Linked DNA regions of Homo sapiens: region 2 is linked to region 1. Evidence: chromatin contacts called from ENCODE Hi-C or POLR2A ChIA-PET data. All regions are on one chromosome and are shown on one strand. Each heading gives the region's core, a stretch centred on a gene start or an enhancer-like site at or near the end of the contact. The rest is flanking DNA. Distances are from core to core; before and after follow the strand shown.

Evidence for each region. Hi-C counts contacts between places; a loop is a spot of excess contacts on that map. ChIA-PET counts read pairs that join two places held with the same protein, here RNA polymerase II (POLR2A). Pooled maps may share reads with other maps.
Region 2: a map of dorsolateral prefrontal cortex shows a loop between it and region 1 (3-fold over the local background). The contact joins the promoter of HERC6 here to the promoter of PKD2 in region 1. A Hi-C loop is called at or near these places in 3 of 168 maps with a recorded cell type or tissue (dorsolateral prefrontal cortex and naive thymus-derived CD4-positive, alpha-beta T cell), 6 of 37 single-sample maps with no recorded cell type and 10 of 50 pooled maps. POLR2A ChIA-PET finds 5 or more read pairs at or near these places in 1 of 52 experiments (GM12878).

The regions. Positions count from the first base shown.
Region 1 is chr4:88,005,567-88,009,864 of GRCh38, forward strand. It overlaps PKD2 (polycystin 2, transient receptor potential cation channel), which reads left to right and starts at 2,069. Exons shown (of 15, transcript NM_000297.4): 1 at 2,069-2,762. The coding sequence starts at 2,168. RefSeq lists silencers at 1,832-2,761, 2,812-2,951.
Region 2 is chr4:88,376,512-88,380,809 of GRCh38, forward strand. It overlaps HERC6 (HECT and RLD domain containing E3 ubiquitin protein ligase family member 6), which reads left to right and starts at 2,341. Exons shown (of 23, transcript NM_017912.4): 1 at 2,341-2,609. The coding sequence starts at 2,411. RefSeq lists a silencer at 2,564-2,753 and an enhancer at 2,764-3,093.

The DNA.
Region 1 (4,298 bases), core at 819-3,318:
AATTCAGGGCACAGGAAATGTCTTCAGAATGAACTGATGAATAGCATGAGCTAGGGCTGTGCTCCAGACCCACCAGTCTTGCCTTTGAGAAGCTCACAGTTAAGAGAAGAACATGAATATCTAAATTAATAAACTGCAGGATCAGGTAATAGGTAGCCATAATTACCTAAATATTAGCAGCATGTTATATGTGCCTAGAGAACAAATGAATAATTCATTAAGGTGGATGGATGGCATGGGATGCCATGCTAGAGGAGTACATTAAGAGCTGTTAAAGCTAAATTGTGTCCCCCCAAAAATTTCTGTGTTGAAGTCCTAACCCCCATTACCTCAGAACATGACCATACTTGGAGACAGGGTCTTTACAGAAGTAATGAAGTGAAAACAAGGTCATGAGGGTAGGCCCTAATCCAATATGATGTATAAGAATAGACAATTAGGACACAGACGCATACAGAGGGAAGAGGGAAGACGGCGTGAGGACACAAAAGCGGGGCCATCTGCAAGCCAAGGAGAGAGGCCTCAGAAGAAACCAACTCTGCCAACACCTCGTGAGAAAATACAATTTTTCTTTTCTTTTTCCTTCCTTCCTTCTTTTTTTCTTTCTTCTCTCTCTCTCTTTCTTTCTTTATGAGACAGAGTCTCACTCTGTCACTTGGAGTGCAGTGGCCCGATCTTGGCTCACTACATCCTCTGCCTCCCGGGCTCAAGCGATCCTCCCACCTCAGCGTCCCTAATAGCTGGGACCAAAGGCACACACCGCAAAGCCTGGCTAATTTTTGTATTTTTTGTAGAGACAAGGTGAGCAAATAAATTTCTGTTAAGCCACCCAGTCTCTGGTACTTTGTTATGGCAGCCCTAACAAACAAATACAGGAGCAGATTATGAGAATTTACTAAACCAAACCACAGAAATTAAATTTTATCCTTTCAGCTGCCAGAAGCCCACAGAGGTGTCTAAGCATCAACGTGACAAATAAGCAGCTTTGGTTCTGCAATATAACCTGGAAATAGTGAGGACACCGACGTGGAGAATAGAGATGGGAGTTGACAGGGATCAATTGTTCTAATGCGGAATAATGCAAGACATAAGATCAAGCCAGCAGGAGTGAGAAACAGAGATCATATCAGGGTGATATCTGTGGGGCAAAAGTAACAAGAAGATAAGGTGTAGGCGGTGGAGGGTAAACCGCGAGGCTTCCATGAAGAAGAGTGGCCTGGGAAGTGAGGAGGACAGCGAAGCCCCAAACCTCACCTTGGGATACGGGAAGTGAAGCAGGTTCCAGAGAAGGGGACAAGATAATGACTTAGGGTAGGATAAATTTCAGACAATTGCAGAGCATCACATTAGATGTGTTCAGAAGAGTGGAAATAAAGTTCTGTGCCTAGGCCCTCATGCAGGATTCTGTTGCTAGAAGTCAGTGCTGGCCGCAGGGAGACCGGAGATCACAGTGGAGGCACCAGCGATCCGAGAGTCCTATGACGAATCCCTGGGATCCCCACAATGTGTGGAGACAGAAGCCAACCAAAGAGCGAGAAAGCATCTCCAAACCAGCAGAATCAGGGGCAGGAGGCCCGCCAAATGCACAGCAAGTCAGCCTTGGTAGTTTGCAAATGGAAAGATTTCTTTGACCCGCTGGAGACTTCAGCTCAGGCTGGATGTCGCTAATTCACACCATCTCACCAAAAGGTTCTTTCCCTGCCCTTTGGTGAATCGAGGCAGAAGTGGCTGGTGGATAACTGGGACCCAAGAGTTATCTCAGCGTCGGGCAGGCATCGACAGCTCCAGGAGCCCTTTCCCTGCAGGCGGGCTGGCGGGTGAGCGATTCCCTCCCTTCCCAGGCCTTCCCGGGAATGGAACGTGGGCGCCCGCGCCCGGGCTCCGGTTCCACTTGGAACGCGGACTCGGGAGCCGCCGGGCGAGCGCGCAGACCGCGGGGGCGGCTCCCTCGCACCTCCCCGCTCAGCGCGCCGCGGCGGATGGGCGAGGCGGGGCGAGGCCAGAGGGAGGCGGGCCAAAGGGGCGGGCGAGAGGACGCGGGACCGCGGGGAGGTCGGGGGCGGGGAGCAGGCGGCGGCGGGCGCCGGGAAGAAAGGAACATGGCTCCTGAGGCGCACAGCGCCGAGCGCGGCGCCGCGCACCCGCGCGCCGGACGCCAGTGACCGCGATGGTGAACTCCAGTCGCGTGCAGCCTCAGCAGCCCGGGGACGCCAAGCGGCCGCCCGCGCCCCGCGCGCCGGACCCGGGCCGGCTGATGGCTGGCTGCGCGGCCGTGGGCGCCAGCCTCGCCGCCCCGGGCGGCCTCTGCGAGCAGCGGGGCCTGGAGATCGAGATGCAGCGCATCCGGCAGGCGGCCGCGCGGGACCCCCCGGCCGGAGCCGCGGCCTCCCCTTCTCCTCCGCTCTCGTCGTGCTCCCGGCAGGCGTGGAGCCGCGATAACCCCGGCTTCGAGGCCGAGGAGGAGGAGGAGGAGGTGGAAGGGGAAGAAGGCGGAATGGTGGTGGAGATGGACGTAGAGTGGCGCCCGGGCAGCCGGAGGTCGGCCGCCTCCTCGGCCGTGAGCTCCGTGGGCGCGCGGAGCCGGGGGCTTGGGGGCTACCACGGCGCGGGCCACCCGAGCGGGAGGCGGCGCCGGCGAGAGGACCAGGGCCCGCCGTGCCCCAGCCCAGTCGGCGGCGGGGACCCGCTGCATCGCCACCTCCCCCTGGAAGGGCAGCCGCCCCGAGTGGCCTGGGCGGAGAGGCTGGTTCGCGGGCTGCGAGGTAAGAGCGCGCGACCCGCAGCGGCAGATGCACGAACCAGAACGGCCGGCGCCGGCCGGGGCCATCGCCCGCTGCGGCAGCTCCCCGGGCTCCATCTCGCATCCCCTCTGCGTTCCGCCTCCCTTGGAAGCGCATTCCCCACCTCCGCTAGTGCTGCCCTATTTCCGGTACCCAGCGCGGAATTCCACTGCTCTTTTGTTGGTGCATATTTATTGGATACCTCCTTCTTCAGGATATGTCACCATAGTCTTTTTTACTGAAAATTAGTGAAAGCCTAATTAGAGTGAAAGAGTACATCTGGGTTTTGTTTTTTTTTTTCTTGTAGAGGAAAAAATGAACATTACTTGTGTAACTGATGGTAGTTGCAACTGCATATTTGCCAATGTCACAAAATCTAAAGGAAAATGTTATAGTCACCCGTGGTTTCCTTCTTGCCTGGACACTCCATTGTCCCGGGCTGAAAAGGGTAGCAGTACAGTGCATATAATGTCAAGTTGTGGGAGGAGTGTGGCAGATTGTCATTGGTGCATTTTTTTGGTGATGTGTGTGGTTGTTTTGAGGAGTGGGAGCTGTTAAGAACACCACAAATAGAATAAAATAATATCGTGAAGTTATTTGGCCGTTTCTAATTCTAGACATTTTTCTAAAAACAGTTGCAAAGGAAAGATTACATTGTTTTAAAAAAATTTGAAGTATGTTTTTAAATAACTAAATTAATGTTCTTTGAAATTCCACCAAAATGATGAAGTCACCAGATAGCAGCTGATAAATGTGTCTGAGCCCAGTGCGCCCAGCTCTACAAAAGGCAGAAGAGGAATTTTCAAATTTGCCAGTGCCCAGTAAGAGGACATGAATTTTCTAGTACCAGAGGAAATTCTCTTTTTACAAATTTTGTCAGAGGTATCCTTGGGAAAGTATTTCATTTGCTTTTACCCTCCAAATTATTTTAATCTATATTTTTAAGAGTTTCCATTCTCAGTTGAGTTTTTCTTGTTCTTCTCCTTCTGTCAGTTTTGAAAGTCTTGCACAAAAACAATCCAGGTGTTGTTACAGCAGTGTGATTAAAACCAGGTCAGGCCTACACTGAAATCCCAGTTCCACCACTCATTAGCTGTACGACCTTGAGCAAGTTACTTATCCTCTCTGATACCCAATTTTTGGATTTTTTTTTTTTTTAAAGAGATGATCATAACGCTTAGGACTTGACTCTTTGGGAGAATTAAGTGAGTTAAGACATAAAATGTGCAGCATGTATTTGTCATGTTATTAGCGCTTCAGAAATATAAATGTAAACATTTTGGTACTTCGTTTATGGAGATTCTTATACTAGTTAATTTTATTAAAAGCATGATGGGGAACAGAAGATCCTTTTCGGATAACCTGTGTGAGTAAATTAATAAAACACTAACACTTTTTAAGATTCAAAACTGGATTAATTATGTTATTTTACACCATTTAAAATGTGCATTTAAAAAATATTCACTGAAGTGAGAGAGAAGTTCCTTTTAAGTTAATAAATAATGGTAAGTTGCATGA
Region 2 (4,298 bases), core at 1,091-3,590, 370 kb after region 1:
ACTTAATTTGAGGGCTCAGTATCTTATGGTAATAATACCAAACTCCTACATTTTGTGCTTGAGAAAAGAAATAAACATTAAGAAATTACTATTCAGAAAAAGGTTATATTTGGTATACAGCAAAACAGAACCAGAAATACTAATACTATCCACTGACTCACTACTCATCAATCCAATTGTCCGACATACCCTTATTAGCATCTACCAAGTTCCAGGTACTCTTGAGGTAGAAAAATAAAGAACATTTGTTCTTCTCTTTAAAGAACTTGAAACATGGTCATGAAGAGTGGTGAATTGAAATTACATAAATAGGTTCTGTAATAGTTTCTTTTAAAAAAAAATCAATAATGCTGATGATGGCTAACATTATCAAAGTTACCAAATCTAAAAACCAGTGCTCAGCGGGACATGGTGGCCTATAATCACAGCACTTTGGAAGGCTGAGGTAGGCAGATCATCTGAGGTCAGGAGTTCAAGACCAGCCTGGGCAACATGATGAAACCCCATCTCTTCAAAAAATACAAAAGTTAGCTGGGCGTAGTGGCACGTGCCTGTAGTCCCGCTACTTGGGAGGCTAAGGCGGGAGGATTGCTTGAACCTGGGAGGCGGAGGTTGCTGTGAGTTGAGATCACGCCATTGCACTCCAGCCTGGGCATCAAGAGCGGAAACTCTATCTCAAACAAACAAACAAATAAATAAATAAAAATCAGTGCTCAATCCTTACCTTGCTCCACAAGAAATTGACAGAGTTGATCCTTCCTTTATTCGTTACTTGCTCTGTCTATAACTCCTCCTCCTGGTTTTCCTCCTATGATCAGTCCTCTAGCCTCTGCTATACTGTCACCACATTCACCCCCTGGGTGTTCTCATTCAGCCATCTGGCTTTAAGCATCACCTCTACACTGATGGCTCCCAATTTTCTGACTACACCCAAGCTTCTCTCTACAACTCCAAAACAGTTTATCCTATTGCCTTCTTGATTAACAAGCATCTTACAGTTATCATTACCAATCTGTATTCCAGACACACATAGCTTAAACCTGCACCTTCCTCAGGGTTTCCCAGTCCAGTAGAGTTTACCTTGGAGTAACCCCTAAAGCCAACCCTGGAGTAATCCCTAATCCCTTTTCTTCTTTCCCCCCAATTTCTAATCCATCATCAAATCTGTGGACTCTTACTTTCAAAACATGTCTTGAATCTAATAACTTCTCCTCTCTTCCCTTCTAGGATATCACCTGACCTGAACTCTGAAGTAGTCTCTGCTAACTGGCTTTCTGCTTCCATTTTTGTCCTATTATTTTTCACACAGCAGCCAGATGAATCTTTAAAAACTGAAGTCAGATCATGGCTCTTCTCTATTCAAAACCTTCCAACTGCTTCTTTTCATCCTCTGCCCTCAGGTGTGATCACGACTCATTCCCTCATTTCCCATGTCCCCTCAGCTCTCTGCACAAATATCACTTCATCAGAGAGATCTTCCCTAATATCATCTCAAATACCAGTGCCTTCCGCCTCCACCCTCTGGTTCCTGTTGTATTTTTCGTTGCCCCTTGATATTACACTATGTGTTTATCTGTTTATGTTCTCTTTCCCTCAGGAGAATGTAAACGCATCAAGAGGATCTTGTCTTTCACTAATTGTATTTTCAGGCGGGGCCCAGAGGCTCACGCCTGTAATCCCTGCACTTTGGAAAGCTGAGGGGTGGATCACTTGAGGTCAGGAGTTCGAGACCAGCCTGGCCAACATGGTGAAACCCCATCTTTACTAAAAATACAAAAATTAAGTCGGGCGTCGTGGCGCATGCCTGTAATCCCACCTACTCGGGAGGCCGAGGCAAGAGAATCAGCTTGAACCCGTGAGGTGGAGGTTGCAGTGAGCCGAGATGGTGCCACTGCACTCCAGCCTGAGCAGCAGAGCGACACTCCATCTCAAACAAACAAACAAACAAACAAACAAAAAACAAACATATTTTCAATGCCAAAAAAGGTCTGGAATGAGGTGGGCACTCAGATGCTTTATTAACCACTCTAGGTATTATTCTAACACTTTATGTGCCTATTAAATTATCCCGACATATTAGATTTGCTGAATTGCAGTCCATATTTCGTAGATATGATAGCTGAAGCACGGAATCATTAGGTAACTTGCCCAAAGTGGCATTCACGACTCATAAATGGCTTAGGATGTAAACTCAGTTTTATTCCCTGGGACGCCCTCTCTGCTCTTCAGCACTTGAAGTTCAGGCAGCGAGAGTTGACATGGGGCCAGGGCTGCGCCCCTGGGGCGGGTTGAAGACAGGGTGAGTCTCTTGATATTCAGGAAATCATCGCGCACCCAGTCACCAGCGTTCGGGAGCCTGTCGCAGCGGGACCGACGGAATCCGGAGCAGGCGACAGGGCGCAGAAGCGGGATGTACTTCTGTTGGGGCGCCGACTCCAGGGAGCTGCAGCGCCGGAGGACGGCGGGCAGCCCCGGGGCTGAGCTACTGCAGGCGGCCAGCGGGGAGCGCCACTCTCTGCTGCTGCTGACCAACCACAGGGTCCTCTCGTGCGGAGACAACAGCAGGGGTCAGCTGGGCCGCAGGGGCGCGCAGCGCGGGGAGCTGCCAGGTGAGCGGGGGGCCCCAGGTGCAGGGTGTGAGGACCCCAGTACATGGGCGCGGGGGCTTGGGTACCGGGCGCAGGGAACCGGGTGCGGAGCGCTGGGACCCGGGTGAGGGGCGCGGGGGCCCAGGTGCAGGGAGCGGCTCAGATGCTGGGCGCCGCGGGCCAGGCAGGGAGGGGTGCTGGGAGCCTTGGATTCCTCGGGGCCCGAAGAGCCACAGGAACCAGGAAAATGGTGCCCTGTGCTACCGAAGAGCAACTTCCTCAGTTTCGTTTTCCCAACGCCCCTCGGATTTGTTTCGGTTTCCAATTCAAGTTCAAAGCGAAACTGAGAGCCGAAACTAACCTGGTCAGCGCTGCTCTGGAAAGAGATGTGGTCCCTCCGGCTTGCCTTGCAGATAAATCCTCGCCTGCGCGGTTCTACCTGGAGAAGGCAGCCTGACCTTACAAACGTGGTTTGTGGGTCAGACACCTGTATCTCCCTTAGAAATACACTGGGGCATTAAAAAATATATATATATAAAAATATATATATAAAATATATAAATATATATAATATATAAATATATACAAATATATAATATATAAATATATAATATATAAATATATATAATATATAAATATATAAATATATAACATATAAATATATATAATATATAAATATATATATAACATATAAATATATATAATATATAAATATATATATAACATATAAATATATATAATATATAAATATATATATAGCATATAAATATATATAATATATAAATATATATATAATATATAAATATATATAATATATAAATATATATAATATATAAATATATATATAATATATAAATATATATAATATATAAATATATATAATATATAAATATATATATAATATATAAATATATATAATATATAAATATATATAATATATAAATATATATATAATATATAAATATATATAATATATAAATATATATAATATATAAATATATATATAATATATAAATATATATAATATATAAATATATATAATATATAAATATATATAATATATAAATATATATATAATATATAAATATATATATAATATAAATATATATATAATATATAAATATATAATATATAAATATATATAATATATAAATATATAATATATAAATATATATAATATATAAATATATAATATATAAATATATATATAATATATAAATATATATATAATATATAAATATATATATAATATAAATATATATATAATATATAAATATATATATATAATATATAAATATATATATATAATATATAAATATATATATATACACATAATAGGCCGGACGCGGTGGCTTACGCCTGTGATCCCAGCACTTTGGGAGGCCGAGGCGGGCGGAGCACGAGGTCAGGAAATCGAGACCACCCTGGCCAATATGATGAAACCCCATCTCTACTAAAATACAAAAAATAAACTGGGCGTGGTGGCGGGCGCCTGTAGTCCCAGCTACTTGGGAGGCTGAGGCAGGGGAATCGCTTGAACCCGGGAGGCAGAGGTTGCAGTGAGCCGAAATCGCGACACTGCACTCCAGCCTGGCAACAGAGCAAGACTCTGTCTCAAAAAACATAATAATAATAAATATATATATTATATATGTGAGATAATACAATAATCGTTATGGATTATTGTAGAAATACGAGAAAGCAATCACC